2 separate regions of the Homo sapiens genome follow, and region 2 is linked to region 1. A link is a loop called in an ENCODE intact Hi-C map of the cell type or tissue named here. Cell type or tissue: B cell. All regions are shown on one strand.

Region 1 (4,000 bases):
GAATCATTGCTCTCCTCACCGCTCAAAAAGGGGGTCCAGCTGGGCCATCAGGTTGTTCAGGTGCTGCTCTGTCTGGGCCAGCTGTTGTGTCAACTGGGCCAGCTGTTGCTCTGGGGATAAGGGAAAAAAGGGGGCAGAAGTGGTTATGTATCTTCTGCTGTCCCCTAAACTCCCCCGACCCAGCACAGACTTCTGCTAAACCCACCTGACTGCAGTGGCTGCTGCTTGCTTGCCTCCTCGTGGAGAACCGCAGTTTCATCTTTCCCCTGTTGTGGAAGAAGGAAAGGGCAGTACTGAAGCAACAAGGTTCTGCTCCATCACCTCAGTCTCCAGAGCCAGCCAAGAGAGAGTGCAATTTGAGATGGAGACAGTGATTGGGTTTTTACCTCAGAGAATCACAATCCTAGTCTATCTAGCTCCTCACCCAGCATATGAAGCGACGTCCTATGTCCCACACATGGTCAGTTTGCTGAAACACCTCCAGGAATGAGCAACTCCCTCCGGTTTGAAAAAAGCTCTGGTGGCTGAGTGCTGTGGCTCACACCTGTAATCCCAGCACTTCGGGAAGCCAAGGTGGGTGGATCACCTGAGGTCAGGAGTTTGAGACCAGCCTGGCCAACACGGTGAAACCCTGTCTCTATTAAAAATACAAAAATTAGCCGGGCGTGGTGGCAGGTGCCTGTAATCCCAGTTACTTGAGAGGCTGAGGCAGGAGAATCGCTTGAACCTGGGAGCCAGAGGTTGCAGTGAGCCGAGATTGCGCCGCTGCACTCCAGCCTGGGTGACAGAGCGAGACTCCATCTCGAAAAAAACAAAAACTTTGGTTGTTAGACAGTTCATGCACAAAGCCAAAATTTGTCCTTTATGTATCTTCTTTCCATAGTGCTTACTGGAGCCTTCCAAAATAATGTCTCCTCAAGGTGACAGCCCCTCAGGAATTTGAAGGCAATGGTCACACCCTCACCCACTTTCCTGAGTTTTTTCTGGTTTATTAACGTCAGTCTTTACAGTCAGTGCTCATTGACGGTGGTTTTCTCTGGTTGTTTCCTGAACACGTAGTGCTCTTAAAGCAATGCCCTGAGGAGAATACAATTCTCCAGGGGCATTCTGATTGGCAGGTGAAGCACAGTGCCATGTTCCCAGCACTGATTTGGGAAGTGGCTTGTCACATCCCACAGTGAACTCAGTCAACTGGAATGCCTAACTCTCTTTCATAAGACCTCCTGCTACATTATGTTTCTCCCAGACTGTACTCAGGTCCAAGAACAGAATTTACTAGTCTATCCTTCTCAAAGTTCATCATTAAATTCAGTCATTCATCCTAGCCTGTCACATCTACCTGGGGTCATTATTAGCTATCTCTTCTAGTTTCATATATCTAAACTGGTTCCATCGGTTCTATTTTATAATGCAAGTACGTAATAGGGTCACGGCTAAAGACACAGCCCTGGAAGGTACTGTTTTTCAAAATGTACTGTCAACTTACATTTCAGGGCCTCCTCCCAAGGAGAACATGAGACCACTTCATATCTGGAACTCTAGAAACACTGGCTGCAGCAATCAACCTCCTGTGCCAAGGCTGGCCCCACTCTTGTAGCATGGACACTGCTAGCTGGGTTCAAATCCCAGCTCCAGCAGTTGCCAGCGCTGGGTGACCTCGAGCAAGTGACTACTCCTCACTGGATTGTAGGAGAACTAAATGTGATAGTCATTATTTACAGTTCACCACACGCTCTTCACATCCGTTACCTCCCTGGATCCTCAAAATAACCTCATAATATTGGAAGGCCAACGGACTACTGTCTTTATTTTACAGACAGGGAAGCTGTGTCTTGTTCTTGGTACCCTGGCACCCCCATGGGAGATTCGGGCTCAGGGGATCCCCACGCCCGGCGGTCCCGCACCTGCAGGGGCACCCCTACCCCCGGCCGCCCCGTACCTGCAAACACTTGTACAGCACAAAAGCCGCGACGGCCGCGGTGTACAGCGCCCCCAGAGGCAGCGACCCGGCCCGGGTCCGCTCGCGTTGATCCTTGAGCGGTGGTCGCCGCCGGGGTTCCGTGGCTCCAGAGCCGGGGTGGGCTGCGTTCCCTGCGGAGGGAGGATACAGGCGAGTCAGCCGAGCTGGGGCCTGGGACCCGTGCGCAGTCCCAGCCCTCCTCCAGCAGCCCTAGCTGGTACCTGGGTGTGCCCGGAGGTCGGGATTGGCGCGGTCTCCTAGGACCCCGGACAGCGCAGACACAAGCAGCAGCCCCACCACACCCAAGAGCGAAACTGCGCCCGCCATTGCCGGCCCACGGGTGGAGGGATCGGGCGGGCGGTGCCGAAGCGGTCCGGCATTGGCCGGCCGCCCCAACGCGCACGCGCACGCGAGCAGGCCGGCCGGCTCCGGGGAGGCCACGCCCACTCCCCGTAGGGCGGGGCCAGACCATATTTGCATAAGATAGTGTCATTCTAGCTTTCCTGTATTTGTTCATTTCGTGTCTATTAGCTATTCTGCTAGCCACAATGCCTCTGAAAGCCTATAGTCTTAGAAAGTTATGCCCGAAAACGGTTTTTTTAATCTCACGCCACCAACTTTCTCACCCTAATCATAAAACACAATTTCTTTAGGGCTATAAAATACTACTCTGTGAAGCTGAGGACGTGGTTCGTGCTGAAGGCCTGTATCCTAGGCTACACACTGAGGACTCTGTTCCTCCCCTTTCCGCCTAGGGGAAAGTCCCCGGACCTCGGGCAGAGAGTGCCACGTGCATACGCACGTAGACATTCCCCGCTTCCCACTCCAAAGTCCGCCAAGAAGCGTATCCCGCTGAGCGGCGTGGCGCGGGGGCGTCATCCGTCAGCTCCCTCTAGTTACGCAGGCAGTGCGTGTCCGCGCACCAACCACACGGGGCTCATTCTCAGCGCGGCTGTTTTTTGTTCCCGAGACCACGGCTCACTGCAGCCTCGACCTCCCCGGGCTCACGCGATGCCTCACCTCAGGCTCCCAAGTAGTTGGGACCGCAGGCGCACGCCATCATGCCTGGCTAATTTTTGTATTTTTTGTAGAGACGGATTTTCACCTGTTGCCCAGGCTGGTCTCGAACGCCTGGTGTCAAGCGATCAGTCCACCTCGCCCTCCCAAAGTGCTGGGATTACAGGCGTGACACCGCGCCCGGTCAACGCGGCTGCTTTTCATGCGCGGGCAGCTTTACGCTGTTCTTGGCCTTGCTATGAAGTCCTTGTGCTCATTACTCCAAATATGGAGCATTCCTGAAACAGCCTCCTCTTCTACCTCCCTCTCCCTTTGGCAAACGCCATAGTAGCCACCATTCACTGTGTAGCTGGTACACAACATATGGACTCTGCTTGGGCTAGAATCCTGCCTCCTGTACTCAAGAGCGGTGACCTTGTGAAACTTAGTTCTCTCTCCGTGCCTTCCTTTCCACTCTGAGGAATGAAGATAAGCACTTACTTCAAGAGCTATGATGATTAAATGGGATCACTCAAGTTAGAACCGTGCCTACTTATTAGTGATTTTTTTTTTTTTGGAACGGCGGGTCGCTCTCTTGCCCAGGCTGGTCTTAAACTCCTGGGATCCTCCCGCTTCAGCCTCCCGGGTAGTTGACATTACAGGCACGTGCCACCCCGACGGACTCTAGTGATTTTTTAACTTGAGCAGCTACTACTGTAAGCCAGACAGTTGAAATTACACTGACTCTCCCTGACATGCCGCTGCATTCCCTTTCTGCATACTGGGTTCTACACGACCTTCAGTTCTCAGCTCAAGTGTGTTCCCATCATTCGGAACCCTTAATTCAACTTCTAATTTATTCTTTAGTGCCGCTATTTCACTTTCTTCAATACCACTAGACAAGCAGTCCCCAACCTTTTTGGCATCAGGGACCGGTTTCGTGGAAGACAATTTTTCCATGGACGAAGCGGGGTGGAGGGATGGTTTCCGGATGAAACTGTTCCACTTCAGATCGTCAAGCATTAGATTCTCACGAGGAGCGTG
Region 2 (4,000 bases), 540 kb after region 1:
AAAAAAAAAAAAAAAAACGGCCGGGCACAGTGGCTCATGCCTGTAATCCCAACAGTTTGAGAGGCTGAGGCGGGTGGGTCACAACGTCAGGAGATCAAGACCATCCGGGGCAATATGGTGAAACCTTGTCTCTACTACAAATACAAAAATTAGCCCGGCGTGGTGGCATGCACCTGTAGTCCCATCTACTCAGGAGGCTGAGGTGGGAGAATCGCTTGAACCCAGGAGGCAGAGATTGCAGTGAGCCAAGATCGTGCCACTGCACTCCAGCCTGGGCGAAAGAGCAAGACTCTGTCTCAAAACAAAACAAAAACTGTTAAGGTCATCAAAAACAAGGAAGTTTGAAAAACTGTCACAGCCAAGAGGAGCCAAAGGAGACATGATGTCTAAATGTAATGTTCCAGCTTGGGTTAGATTTTGGCACAGAAAAAGGACATAAGGCAAAAACTAAGAAAATCAGAATAGGCCGGGCGCGGTGGCTCACACCTGTAATTCCAACACTTTGAGAGGCCGAGGCGGGTGGATCACCTGAGGTCGGGAGTTCGAGACCAGCCTGACCAACATGGAGAAACCCTATCTCTACTAAAAATACAAAATTAGCCAGGCGTGGTGGCACATGCCTGTAATCCCAGCTACTCGGGAGGCTGAGGCAGGAGAATCTCTTGAAACCAGAAGGTGGAGGTTACAGTGAGCCGAGATCTTGCCACTGCACTCCAGCCTGGGTGAAAGAGCGACAACTCCGTCTCAAAAAAACAAAAAGAAAATCAGAATAAAGTGTGGGTTTTAGTTATTGTTAATGTATCAATATTGGCTTATTAATTGTAATAAATGAACCATATAAGGAAAGATGTTAATAATAGGAGAAACTAGGTGTAGGGTATATATGAAAACTCTCTGCACTATTTTTACAAGTTTTCTGTAAATCTAAAATTGTTCTAAAATTAATTTTTTAAAGTCAAATAATTTACCTAAATCTATACAGCTAGTAAATACTCAAAGGTATGAGACAAACTCATAAGTTGAACCCATAAGTTGAAGTTTGAAGTTGAAGTTGAAGAAGTTTAGATGACTTCAAACTCTGTGGTTTTCCCACTACCCAAAACCTTTCTTAGTTTACCCTTCTGGGATTATGTAGGCATTTGTATCACTGTCTAAATAATAAGTTCCTTATGGCCAGAGAAAATACTTTTTTCTTTCTTTTTTTTGCGCTTCCACACCACTGACGTTGAGTAAACCAGTTTAAGTTAACTACTGACAAAGTCACAGAGCCTAAAGAATCTGAGATTTGGCCGGGTGCTGTGGCTCACGCCAGTAATCCCAACACTTTGGGCAGCCGAGGCGGGCGGATCGCTTGAGGTCAGGAATTTGAGACCAGCCTGGCCAACATGGTGAAACCTGTCTCTACCAAAAATACGAAAATTAGCCCGGCCTGGTGGCGCGCGCTTGTAATCCCAGCTACTCTGAAGGCTGAGGCAGGAGAATTGCTTGAACCCAGTAGGCGGAGGTTGCAGTGAGCCGAGATCGCACCACTGCACTCCAGTTTGGGCGAAAGAGCGAGACGCCGTCTCAAAAAAAAATAAAAAAGAATGTGACTTTTGTAGAACTTGATCAAATCCAGACCCAAACGGTCCGCTCCTCGGAGAGGCCACAGATCGGCGCTGAGCTGGGCTGTCTCAGTTCTGCAAGTGTCCTGTGCTGCCATCTACCGGTGTCTGGGAAGCGTCGCCCTCCCTTATTGTATCTCCTGGGGAGAGGTTGGAGAGGGCGCCGCTTAAACTGCAGAACATATGTAACTGTCATGCAGTTCATTAGACACCTGTACAAGGGAAAGGCCTCACTTTTCTCCAGCAATTGCAGGCCCTCCTAACTCCATATCAACACTCATCTCGTAAAATTCACAGATCTCGCTGACCTGCCTCAGTAGGTACTGATCTGACTCCTACTGTCCATCCCATCCCAGAACCCACACCCGCCTGCACAGCGTAGGCTTCAGAAACTGCTCAACCTCGCAGACCTGAACCCCACCGCCCAGATTCCCTCATTTTCACAGACCCCTGAGATTCCTTGCACTACCTTGCAATCCCTACGGACCTCCCCTATTAGTGCAAATGCACGCGCCCACCCAGACATCCCTACAAAGAGGTTAGAGTTCCGGCGGCAGCTCACACCGGTGCGAAAGCAGCGAGATAGCCCCAACCCGGCTCAGAGCCCTCAGGCTGGTGGCTTTGGCCCTGGCTCCATCTCCCCACCTCTGCCCTGATCCGCTCCGCTCAGGCTAGCAGCCTGCCGGCCGAGGCCCCGCCCCTCTAGACTTGTCATCACAGAAGCCGCACGTGGCCGGGGTGGGACCTCAGGCGACCTGCGACCATCACTTTGTCTCCTCCTTCCTCCTTTGGGGCCGCCACCGCCAATCAGAGCCAGCGGATCCTGGTTGGAGTGCGACCGCCCGGGTGAGGCGTGAGGGAGAAGGGGCGGAAGGAGGAGGGGCTCTGAGATGGGAGGGGGATCGTGGTGGAAGGGTCTTGGCGCGACTTCTGCCAGGCTGGAATCCGAGGGGGCGGGTCCTGGTGAAAGGCGGAGAGACCGAGAGGAGGCGGGGATCGGGGGTGGGGCCTGGGAAAAGCTGAGGATCCTGGGGAAATGCAAAGAAAACGCGAAGGAGGTGCGAGGTCAGAAGGGGGCGGGGCCCGGGCTACAGGGGAGGAGCTCGAGAAATTAAACGAGGAAAGGGACAAGTCCACAGAAGGTGGAAGGTGGGACAAGGGAGAGGGTGGGCCCGGGCGTTGCGGGGGCGGGGCTCAGACTGAAGGGGCGAGGTTTGCAGGCGGAGGCTACAGCTAGGGCTGCTCAGTAACTGCCCCAACCACTACCACGTCCCCAAGTGCAACGGGACCCACGGAACTACAGGTGTGGGGCAGGGTGAGCGTGGAAGAAGGGACGCGGATGGGGGTGCGCTTTGCAGACGATCTGGAGACTGCTGTGTGTTGAGGGAAGATACGAAGTCGCGGGAGCAGTTGGGGACTCAATGTGTGGGCAACAAGGTGCATTCTCCAGAGGCCTCTATGGGGGAAGGGCGGGAGCGCTTTGTTGTGGGGGGGTTGCGAGGTACATTGTGAGGGGGCTGTCTCTGTCTGATGTGGGGGGTTGGAGGAGGTACATGAGGGGCAGGGGACATGGAGGTGCTTTGAAGGAAGGGGGGCTGTTTAATGGAGAAGGAGTGTAGCGGTGTCGGAGGGTCTGCGGGCACTATCTAGGGGAAGGGGTTGTAGGCCCAACTTGAGGCAGGAGAACAGAACCCCCAGTACTTTGACAAAGTAACAGTTTAGGGCATTGTAGTAACTACAGGAAGACACTTGTGTTCTGGGTTCTAAGAGCAAGGGTGTTGGGGTTAGTGGGGTGAAGAGGCCAATCTATTGCACTCCTGTCTGCTCAGCTTTTAACTCCGCCTTCTGGCCTGGGCACTCAGAGAGGAGTCAGACCCTGCTTGTCACTAGGGCTTGTGTGAATGTCTCCTCAGTCTATTTTGGATCTGTCCAGCTGAGACTGGGGTTTCTTCCCTAAGCTGAGGTCCCGGGGGACCCTTCCCCCGCTGGGTTCCTGTCAACCCCCCATCCTAGTTCCTGTTCCTCCCAGAGCCGGCCTTGGTCTCTGTCTCCCCCCTCCCCCGCCCTGCCCTTATGCTCTGGGTGTGCTCATTTCCCACTTCCTTCCTTGCCCCAGGGCCTGGCCTGGCCCTTGCCCATCTAGGAGCTGTGCCCTGCCCGGTACTTTGTTATCAATGACCAGAGACCCTGGTAACCAGCGGCAGGGCTCAGACCCCACCCCCACCACTACCACCCAGGTCTCTCGCATAGATCCCCAAGTGACTGGTAGCCACATTTAACCACTTGCCACAAACAGATTTTCCCCACCCTTATCCTTCTGGGTAGGGAACGCTAGGGCTTCTGTGGGAGGGGGGAAGTGGTGAGGAGTATTGAGGGTCTTCTGTCTGTTTTGAGAG

Evidence for each region. Peaks named below come from ENCODE experiments on the same cell type or tissue, not always from the same donor. Only the 100,000 strongest peaks of a DNase experiment are listed, where the experiment ranks them.
Region 2: a loop joins it to region 1, with 7 times the contacts of the local background. A loop is called at or near these places in 10 of 110 quality-filtered maps.

The regions. Positions count from the first base shown.
Region 1 is chr9:35,656,667-35,660,666 of GRCh38, reverse strand. It overlaps CCDC107 (coiled-coil domain containing 107), which reads right to left and starts at 2,375. Exons shown (of 5, transcript NM_174923.3): 1 at 2,182-2,375; 2 at 1,940-2,091; 3 at 206-266; 4 at 20-110. The coding sequence starts at 2,287. It overlaps ARHGEF39 (Rho guanine nucleotide exchange factor 39), which reads left to right. Exons shown (of 9, transcript NM_032818.3): 9 at 1-1,324. It also overlaps RMRP. RefSeq lists a silencer at 2,253-2,512 and enhancers at 2,595-3,102, 3,103-3,611. In B cell, CTCF peaks have their summits at 1,808 and 2,008; DNase peaks (open chromatin) are centred at 1,076, 1,966, 2,096 and 2,816; H3K4me3 peaks cover 2,605 bases; H3K27ac peaks cover 3,834 bases.
Region 2 is chr9:35,114,712-35,118,711 of GRCh38, reverse strand. It overlaps ATOSB (atos homolog B), which reads left to right and starts at 2,850. Exons shown (of 9, transcript NM_025182.4): 1 at 2,850-2,907. RefSeq lists a silencer at 2,646-2,705. In B cell, CTCF peaks have their summits at 1,500 and 1,704 (motif pointing left); DNase peaks (open chromatin) are centred at 1,701, 2,351 and 3,551; H3K4me3 peaks cover 2,307 bases; H3K27ac peaks cover 2,243 bases.